Regions from separate parts of the Mus musculus genome. Here region 1 is linked to region 2. A link is a contact called in ENCODE Hi-C or POLR2A ChIA-PET data. All regions are on one chromosome and are shown on one strand. The core of a region is the stretch at or near the end of the contact, and the rest is flanking DNA. Distances in the headings are between cores, read along the strand shown.

Evidence for each region. A loop is a pair of places that touch in the nucleus more often than their neighbours do. ChIA-PET counts read pairs that join two places held with the same protein, here RNA polymerase II (POLR2A).
Region 1: a loop to region 2 is called in a map of heart, with 2.2 times the contacts of the local background. The contact joins two enhancer-like sites. A Hi-C loop is called at or near these places in 2 of 37 maps with a recorded cell type or tissue (both heart). POLR2A ChIA-PET finds 5 or more read pairs at or near these places in 1 of 5 experiments (Patski).

What each region holds. Positions count from the first base shown.
Region 1 is chr13:63,139,454-63,144,145 of GRCm38, forward strand. All of the region lies in intron 5 of Aopep (aminopeptidase O), which reads left to right. Among named protein-coding and RNA genes, the nearest start is that of Gm30409, 9.5 kb to the left of the region's middle. Within about 2 kb of position 1,503, at least 1 of the 3 ENCODE cell types and tissues checked has a DNase peak (open chromatin) inside an H3K27ac peak, as active enhancers do.
Region 2 is chr13:63,043,952-63,048,877 of GRCm38, forward strand. All of the region lies in intron 3 of Aopep (aminopeptidase O), which reads left to right. Among named protein-coding and RNA genes, the nearest start is that of Gm46422, 48 kb to the right of the region's middle. Within about 2 kb of position 2,849, at least 1 of the 3 ENCODE cell types and tissues checked has a DNase peak (open chromatin) inside an H3K27ac peak, as active enhancers do.

The sequences.
Region 1 (4,692 bases), core at 253-2,752, 94 kb after region 2:
CCCAGCAAGAACAAGCTATTCAGATGTTCAGGTTGTTTTCAGTAGAAGAGACAAGGCATGCTCAATTTTATGAAGCTTATACATGTACACAGACATGTACATGTGCACACAGACATGTACAGAAACACACACACACACACGAGTGCGCATTAGTGCTCCCACACCAGCTTGCCTGAGCTACCTCACAAGTGAAGTAGCCATTCTGTAGATGCCACCCCTCCTCCTGCATTCTGGGAGCTGGACTCTGTCTCCTCTGAGTCACCAACCAAGAGACAGTTAACTTTCTAGAGATAAAGTGAGTCCTGGGAAAGCGGGCGAAGAATTCGTCTCCGTCTTCTCTGAGCCTCAGATTTGGACCCTCAAGTTTCCTTTTAGCTCTGAGATTCTTTGAACTTTGAGTTTCTTCCATTTTAATTTGTGGAAATAATTTTCTGCACTTTTCCTGCGAGCGGAAGTGTAAGACACCAGGCTGTCTCTGATGACTGCCAAAGTAGAGATTTCTTAGTGGAAAGTCTGCTTCCTTCTTATGTTGCTTGACACAGCAGAAGTTTCAGGAGAACAGAGGAGCCCAGTGTTCCCTTCTAGAGTTTTTGACGTCATTTGCCTGTGGGTGGGTTACAGTCCACCACGGTCTCTCCAGCCATACTGAATTTTATTATATGTACTTAAAAGACATACCTCAGTGTGGCTGGCCACTGAAAGAAGCTGTTTAGCTTGGGTCTCCAGAGCAAAGCTGTGGCACAGAGCAATTTGGTCTAGTTTCTGGCTACTCCAGAATTTCATCCTGCTGGGTGCAGTTACCATGTTCCTCTCTAGGCCTCAGGCCATTAAGTGTGGAGTGCTCCCTTTATACTCCCTCACAGGGGAACTGAAGGATCAATGCTGAACACTGATTTGGAAGGAATTATCAATCTAAGAGAAAGAGGTGGGGAAAAGAAAAGGCACCATGCTCCTGGGCTCCGCAGTGGACACTGGGCTTTGATTCTTTCATTTAGCTCAGCTATAAAATCATCATATACAAAACAGTCCAGTGAATTTGAGGCCATGGAGAGTTCAGAGCTCTCTGGGAAGACAGAGGCTGACAGACGCAGGCAGGGGAAGCCAGACCTGTTGGAAGTCCCCAGCAAGCTAAGCTTGTTAGCCACACAGCATTTAAAAGTGTAGTTGCAATATGTATGTATGTTTGAGGCATTGAAAATACATTTATTTACACAAATATTTTACTCTTTGAGTGCTTTAAAATATCAGCGTTCAGCTGAGTGATTGCAAAGTTAGCCGCTACTAAATGGAGATGCGAATCTTGCTCTAACATTTTCCTTTCCCCGAGTAAAATATTTTTGCCGTCTTTCCTCATATGTTTTTAGGGATTAGTTTTCAATGCAGAGTAGGCGGTAAATTTGGAGAAATGATTTAAGCTGCCAAAATAAGCAACTTACTCCATGACATTATGGTCTAAAAACACACAGTCAGTCTGGTCTTGCCTGCTAACACGAATAACACTCACTCGGTGAGGCACGTGAGTGGAAATCATGCCCCACAGAGCTGTGACTCAGGTCTGTACTCAGGAAAACTGAGGTAATGGCTATTAATATTTTATTTCATACATTACAGTGTTTGCAAAAGTAAACATGCTGTAGTTAAGGTTACCAGTGCTGCTGCTCCAACGTTACCCAGTGTTTCTTCATACCAGGCTTTTTTTCCACAGATGTTTTAGCCTAAAGGTGACTTTTTCAGAGCCTTAGAGTAAATGAATGAAACACAAGAATAAGACAATCGGGTGACCTGTTATTGTTGTAGAACCACGAGAACATCATGGAAAATGGTGGCAGGTGTCATTCTCTTTCTATTTGTTGTTTTCCTTTCACATTAAACCAGTTATCAGAAATGAAAAATAAATAAAATGTGGTTGAAAAATCTTAGAGCAACCTTACCAGCAGAAAAAAATGTGCAGGTCTTACCAAGTCTTAGTAGACCTGCTTTGGTGACAGGAAGTGGCATCTTCTTGAGTATCTGTGGTATGGCTAAAGTGGTGTCAGACCCATCTTCTGCCTCACATCTCCATAAGCTTCTAGCTATGAAGGAGTCACCAGTTTCAGGAAAAGGTTGTTGGTTGGCTCTGATGTGACTAGGTCCTGTCACAGTGTCCTGCATGCTCAATGAACCTAATGGGTTGGTTTTCTGATGGATACTGTGTCACAGCACTAGGAGTCTTTCAGAACTGAGTGTTATTTTCAGTACAGTTATTCCTCTTGCTGTTAAATGTATGTCTGTCTCAGTGACTCTTACTTGTAGTTCCCTTAGAAATAAGTGACTCAGATGAGAGAGATGAGCACCATGCTTTGTAGACGCTGCTTGGGCCCTGGCTGCTGGTCCCCAACTCCTTAAACTAGTGACTTAGAATGAGCTTCCCCATGTCCCTTCTCATCATCTCTGTTTGGAAGCAGAGCATCCTGGCTAAGTGTGGTTAGTTTCAGAGATAGATGCTGAGCAGATAACTGAGCTGCTGTCATTTCAACTTCAAGGCATTATGGCAGGAAAACCATTGCTAAGAAGAAGGGTGAGTGTTGCGCGCGCTCAACTGGCCAGGAAGAACGACGCTACAACAGGATCCTTCTGCACACATTTATTCAGTCCTGTTTCTTCTTGTTTATATCTCCCTTGTTTATATCTCCCTTGTTTTTATATCTCCCTTGTTTTTATATCTCCCTTGTTTTTATATCTCCCTTGTTTTTATATCTCCCTTGTTTTTATATCTCCCTTGTTTTTATATCTCCCCCGAACCCTGGGCCTCTCACTCCTTTTATACTCTCTCTCATCCACGCACTGCAGGCCACGCCACCTCACCAGTCACGAGGCTTCAGCTAATCAGGGCAGCAGGGGCAAATCTCCACCAAATTGGATTCACCTGTATCCTGGTACACCTGCGCAGCACTCAAGATGTTTGTGTCTTATATGAGGAAGTCAGGTGCAAGTCATATGACTTAGCTGCAGTCCCTGGCGCCTTTGGGACTGCCGCCACACCCGCTCCCCACAATTCCCCCTTTTTTCTTTTTTGGCAGAGAGAATGTCTGTAGATAGCCCCCCGCAACCATGCCCCTTACCCGTCCTTGGGTGACAAACAGCATTGGTTTGATCCCTGTCTTAGGTTGGTGACATGCCCAGGGAGTCTTATCACTGACTACCTCTCTATCATGCCAAGCCACACCTGGGGAGATTGTGTTTTGCTTGTGGCAGGTGCATCAAAAGGCCAGGATGTTAATTAACCTATGGCCAGATCTTAATTGCTGCAAGCAAGCCTCATGGGTGAAGGTAGAGGTCTGATCCCCAGTGTGCAAGCATAGGGGCCCTACACAAAACCATCCCTTAGGCTCATCACCCAGAGAGGTCTTGGCCAGATCCTGTGTCGTTTTTCCTGGGGGAAGGGAACTAGGACACTGAACCTTCATGCAATCAGACGTGCCTTCCACAGGATGCCAACAGCAAGCTATCCTCTGTGCAGTGCTTAGCCTCGCACCCCACGGCATAACGCAGCATAATTTCTTTTAGAGCGGCAAACCGAATCTGAGGAGATTGTCCCGCCTCCACTGCAGCAAAAGCCTATGCTACCATGGCGAAAGTGCGGGCCGCACACTCTGCACCTAACACATGTGCCAAACACAAAACACACACACACTATAACAAGCATACATCCCAGGGCTCTCACCCCCGCTCATCTTCCCTAAAGCAAGGGATAGATAGCCAGAGGGGCTATCTCTTTAAGGGGAATTCAGGGATCAAAAAGCGTGGAAAAATTTGAATGTCATGTCGAGCTGGTATCGGCTTCTGGAATACCGAAAGGATCTCTCATCTCGGCTCCATCCTTTGTGCTTGTGGGATCATCCACCACATCCACAGGGGCAACTGGATCAGGAGCCTCATTCTTGCAGCGTCTCACCAATCTCTCCGGCACCCAAAGAGGTTCCGTCTGGTCCTGTGGGAACACACAAACAGACCCTCTCGCCCACGTCAACACCTGATCTACTCGATCCCCAGGGGGGATGGACACAATACCTCGTGGTGATGAGACCATAACCTCAATCACCTGTGTGTCCATCTGGGGAGTCAATATGAGAGTCAAGTTTTCACTAGCTTCCCCCCTGTTGGGCAATGATTTCTGTGCCCTTATGGCAATCTGATTCACCTGCTTAAACACCTGCACTGGATATCCTGTCTGTTGTTGTGCAAATCGACCTTGATCAAGCAGCATATCTCTATCCCATGCAAATTCAGCTTGATCAGTGAAAATAGGACATCCCAGCAAGGAGAATCTATCCTCTTTCCAGACCTCCGGACAGAAGGTCTGCCCATAGATGGCTGCCGAGGAGGCATAGGGAGGGGGAGCAGAAGCTAATTCACCTCCTCCTCCGCCTCGACTCTTTTATTTTGTCCTTTCTGTCCACCTGATAACACTGTGTCTTTCTTTTTCCTTTTTCTTTTTAAGCCCTTCTCCTCTTCCGACATATTTTCTTGTTGCTCTATAAGGATTTTCTGACCTGTCTTGACTGCCTCTACACACAGTTTCAAACAGTAACAGAGTCCATATATCAGAACAAACAAGACCAAAACTATCAGACCTACCCACAAAGGGTCAATGGGAGAAAAAAGCATAACTACACAGCGAGGATCTCTTGATCACTACACTGAGGTTATCAT
Region 2 (4,926 bases), core at 1,599-4,098:
GGAGGGAGGGAGGGAGGGAGGGAGGGAGGGAGGAAGGGGGACAAATCATTCTAGTCATAAGGAGGATGAGTAGCTGCAGGGAGGGACTCCTGGGGGTGGAAAGCTCATTTCACAGGTTCCTCAGGAATGCTGGCTTTTATCTACCCTGCAGAAATCCTTCTACAGTCCAGGTTGACCTCCTTTCTAAATATATGTACTCTCTAAGACCTAACACCCACTCAGGTCTGGATGCTTTCAGACGCCAGCAAACTTCAGCCTTTTGACCAGCCCTGTTCACTGCCTGGTTTTGTAAATAAGTTTTATTGGGTTTTAACTGCTGCCTGGGGCCTCTTCCAAGCACAGGTGAGTGTTTGCAAGGAAGGCTCACAGGACCAGAACCTTTTCTCTACTCCTTTACCAAAAATGTTTCCTGATTTCTACCCCATTTGTCTTTTCTCAGTCTGTATATTTAAAGATTATCATTAACAGTTAAGAATAATTGGGAGGCTGGGGTAGGAGGAACAAGAGTTTGAGGTCAGGCTAGACTGTACAGTGAGACCCAGCCCCCCACAAAATCCTGAGAAATTATTAAACTTAACATTTTCACAGACAATGTTCACACTTTCAGGAACATTTGTGAGCCTTTTCTCTTCTTTAGAATTCCAGGTAAGGGCAAAGTTTTCATAAAGAGACGCTCACTGAAGTTTGATGTTCACACTTCTAACACCCCAGCCTGTATAACAAAACATTTACTAGCCCAACCCGAGGACCAGTGGAGGTAGAAAAGGAGAAAGAACTCTCCCCAGAGCTGGAGTTTATCAAAAGACACGCAGGGAACCATATTGCTAAAGCCCATGGATGGGACTTGAGTGGTTGTTATGGAGTGTGGGCATCATTCACAGCTGTGTCTGTGGACTTCAGACAAGAGGAGTGTGTGGTAGATGGTAGGAGATGATGTTCCCTGTAGGCCTGCTTTCTGGGTCCCTGACTCTGCTCTATACAACCTCTAGAAGCATGAGCAATACAACCCTGCCCAGCCTAGCTCATCCCTGCCCATCACAGTGACACTTCATCAGCCCTATTAGCACATTTACCAGACACCAGCTGACTTACTGAGAAGGCTCTCAGTAAGTTGGGAGCCAGCCTCCATCTGGGGCTAATCAGAGAAATGGTAGCAGCCATTCAGCAAGAAACAAAAATTAGAAGAGAGCCCTCTGAGTCTGTGTTCCATGAGGAAATCATTCCTCCTGATGGTCCTTTAAAGGAAGGCTAATGGTTAGGGGCTGTTGGGCAATGAGTATCATAAGAATTTTATTAGCTAAGTAGTCATTATTCTTTTTTTTTTCTTCCCCAGAAAGGCCACAGATGAACTTGTTTAACTCCTACTCACCTTCCTCAGCATGAAGCCATTTTGGCAGAAATGTTACCCATTGATCTATGCCAGTCTCTCCATCTCTACCTGCTATGCTTTGTGTTTAATAGGGCTCAGAAATGTATCTGTTGAATATGGTCTATGAAATCAAATGGAAGTAGCTCCTGGCAGAGGCATTTAAAACCACATAGTTAATGACAGAGGCAATACCATGTTCATAGCTTCCCCTATGAACATGGTTGCTGGTTTCTACCACACATGTTTAAAAAGAAGATCACTATGCTATCACTTTCCTCTAGTAATTTTTGTTTGTTTCTTCAAGATTTTATTTTTAAGTTGTGTTTACTTGAGTGTAGTGCTAGCAGAGGCCAGAAGAGGGCATCAGATCCTCTGGAGCTGGGGTTTTAGGTAGTTGTGAGCCCCTGGATGTGGGTGCTGGCAACCAACCTTGGCACCTCCAAGAGCAGTGTGTGCTCTTAGCTTCTGAGCTGTCACTCCAGCCCCCTGGCTTTACTTTTATAAATCTAATTTGGCATATTCCTACTCCTCAAATTAATGATTTTTTTTTAGGATCTTTGTCTGGTTCCCCCCCCCCCCATTTTTCAATTGTAAAGAGCATAAACGTTATTTCACTTTGGGCAAAATGCTATTCTCTGTCTGGACTGTACAATATGTCAGCTCTCTGACATTCTCTTCCGTATGACTGGGAAATTCCAGGAAAAATGACTAAGGAGCAAGACTCTCCCAGACAAAAAGCCAGCTTCCCCCACCCTATTTTGATGGCTCAAAATAAATAGCAGTGTTGAGAATGCTCCACATTCTCTCCATGTGAGAAGGCAGTAAATTAAAAAGCTTTAGGGGTGGCTATGATCAAGTAAGTACTTTGCCCACAAAAAGGAAATGCAAGGTAGAGTGTCCTAGTTTTGGAAGTAGAACCTCGGTACTGCATGCAGATGCTATGAAGAAGTGGGGTGGGCGTGCCTTAGAGTATACTTCACAGTGAACGTATTCCTTGTTTCCAGTAGACAGCTGCCCTCACATTGTGAGGGTTGTGTTTGGCTTTTCTATTGCTCATGTGGACTCAGATGATGTCTTACACTTTCCAGGGCTTTCATTCTGTGATTTGCTGTTCACTAGCTTGCTTGCCTCCTTGCTCTGCTTAGTATATACACAGAGTATGTTAGGATTTTTTTTTCTCTCTCTCTCAGACCACAGTGCTTCTGCCAGCATGTTTTATTTGCCCATTCTCACTGGTGTAAAATTTTTCTTGGATTAGACATACATGAATGTTTGCATGCAAGGCATTAATGTTTGTCTTGTGACCAACCATCTGGAAAGGTGGTATTCAGCCCACTGATGTCCTTTGTGTTTCAGGGGAGCTACTCATCTTCATTATGGTCATGTCTATCTAGGAGATCTGGTAGACTGGTGCCAGTGTTCCTTTAGGGAAGCCTTGAAACCATGGGATGCTCACAATCTACACAGCCCCTCTCGCTTCAGCAGGTGGCGCTCTTTTACCTTTGAAGGTTATTCTCTCCTAGTCGTCTGTGTCCAGGGCTATACTTCCTGCAAAGAGAGAGACCTGAGACCTCTGTGTAGGGTGGCATTGGCCTGTGAAGCCATTGTCTGGCCTGGTAAGGGAAAGCTGATGGGCATTGGCCCACCTGATGCCAGTTTCAGCCCTCGAACAATAGTGAGGAAGACTGATGTGGACAAGGCTTTGCCAGAGGGGCCAAAAGCTCATAAAGTAGGTCATGTAATTGCAGTGTCTCAGTTGTAACAGAAAGAATGCTGGGGTTTGCTGAAGTACCTGGGGATGGAGAAGGATACCATGAGGGGAAGAACAATGAAATGAGGAGCCTGCATTCCTTCCAGTGTGTACATAGTGCTTACACATGTTCCTGTGGTGTTCATATTTATATAATGTGGTTATCATATACTCATAAATGCACGTATTCCTATACAGCTTGCATTTGTAATGACCTTCCCAAAGCATTACTGCCATATGGAGTAATTTGGGCAGGGAGCTCTGAAGAAGGGATTGTGGCTAGAGAAATAGTCTTAAGATAGGAACTACATTGGATCTGAGAAGAGAAACATGATATGTCACATAAGAGCACACTGACATCACTGAGGGCTTCACTCTGTTGGTCTACCCGACAGCAGAAAGCTTCCAAGGTTACATGAGTGCTTCCAGTAGGAAAACTTTGTATGCCCTTTTAAATTTTCAGAGAAAACAACAATTTCTTTTTAAAATCTCATGTATCTGGCTGGCCTTAAACTGGTTTTTGTTTATTGATTTTTATTCTTGTTGTTATTTTTTAAATTAAGACAAGATCTCATGGTGATCAAGCTAGCCTCAAGCTTGCTATGCAGTCAATCATGAACTTGAATTTGTGTCCTACCTTTACCTCCCAGGTGCTCACATTGCAAATGTGTCCCACCATATCTTGTCTAAGCCGTGCATGGGATTTAACCAATTTAATTTCCCTGTACGCAAGGCAAGGACTCTGCCAATTTAACAACAACCTTTTGCCACTAACTCTTTAAATATCAGGCATTCTTGCCTGTGCAGAAATAGCTGTGTGTGATGGTTGCTGCCTTTGGAGTTTTAGTGATATACCAGGTATACAGGACTTGACTACCCACATTAGTTTACTATTGCTAATTGATATGACCAAAATGTGTCTACAGGACTTTGATTTTCTAATTTTTTCATTTTATAAAAATGCCCGTCTCAAATATTTAAGATTTTCACAAGTGTAAGATACAAAGTCACACTCACATCCCCTTGGTATCCGGCTGTCACCCACCGAGCTGAGGCTGACTCCTTGTCATCTTTGCCTCTCCTCACTTGTACCTTATTACCTCCTTATGAAGAGAGTCTCCAAAGCTGTTCTGAGGACAGTTTTCCAAGCAGTGAATGAAGCAGCACCTCAGGTGATGGTGTTAGCATTTCTAGGCTATGATGTACCTACTTTGAGAAGTGAATTCTAATTGTGGTGTATTTAGTGTGGTGGGCATCACACCCAGAGCTCTGTGCGTGCTGCCTGAGTACTCATAGTTGAGCTGCACCTAGAGCCAAACCCAACTTTTTAGATCATCTCTTTTGACTTGAAAATTAGTCCCTTTCAAGTCCTGTTATCCTTCCAAAAATCCAGTTATCTCTAAAGAAACTTTCAGTTCTGTTTTGAAGATGAAAATGTTTGAGTCTTATTGTAGCTGCTACCATGCTTGTAAGACAGATGTCTCATGGCACAACAGCCTTGTGAGATTATTGAAATAGGCCTCTAAATATGCTCTAATTTAAGAAAATGGTATTGGGGTATACAGTATAAAAAAGTTCTGATCTCTGTTTGAGGAGGGCTCATAAGCCCACAGTTAAAGAATCTGTGTGAAAGGGAGGACAAACTTGGCTGCTCAAGTCAGAGAACGAGAGCACTATTAATTCTGGGTGTCTCCAGAGCCCCCATCTCTGCTGCCTTGTTAATTAGTCCAGACCTGGCTATGAAGTCATCCAGGGGTATGACGGGCTTCTGGCTTCTACAGAGGAAAAACTTTGGGCTAATTTAAGT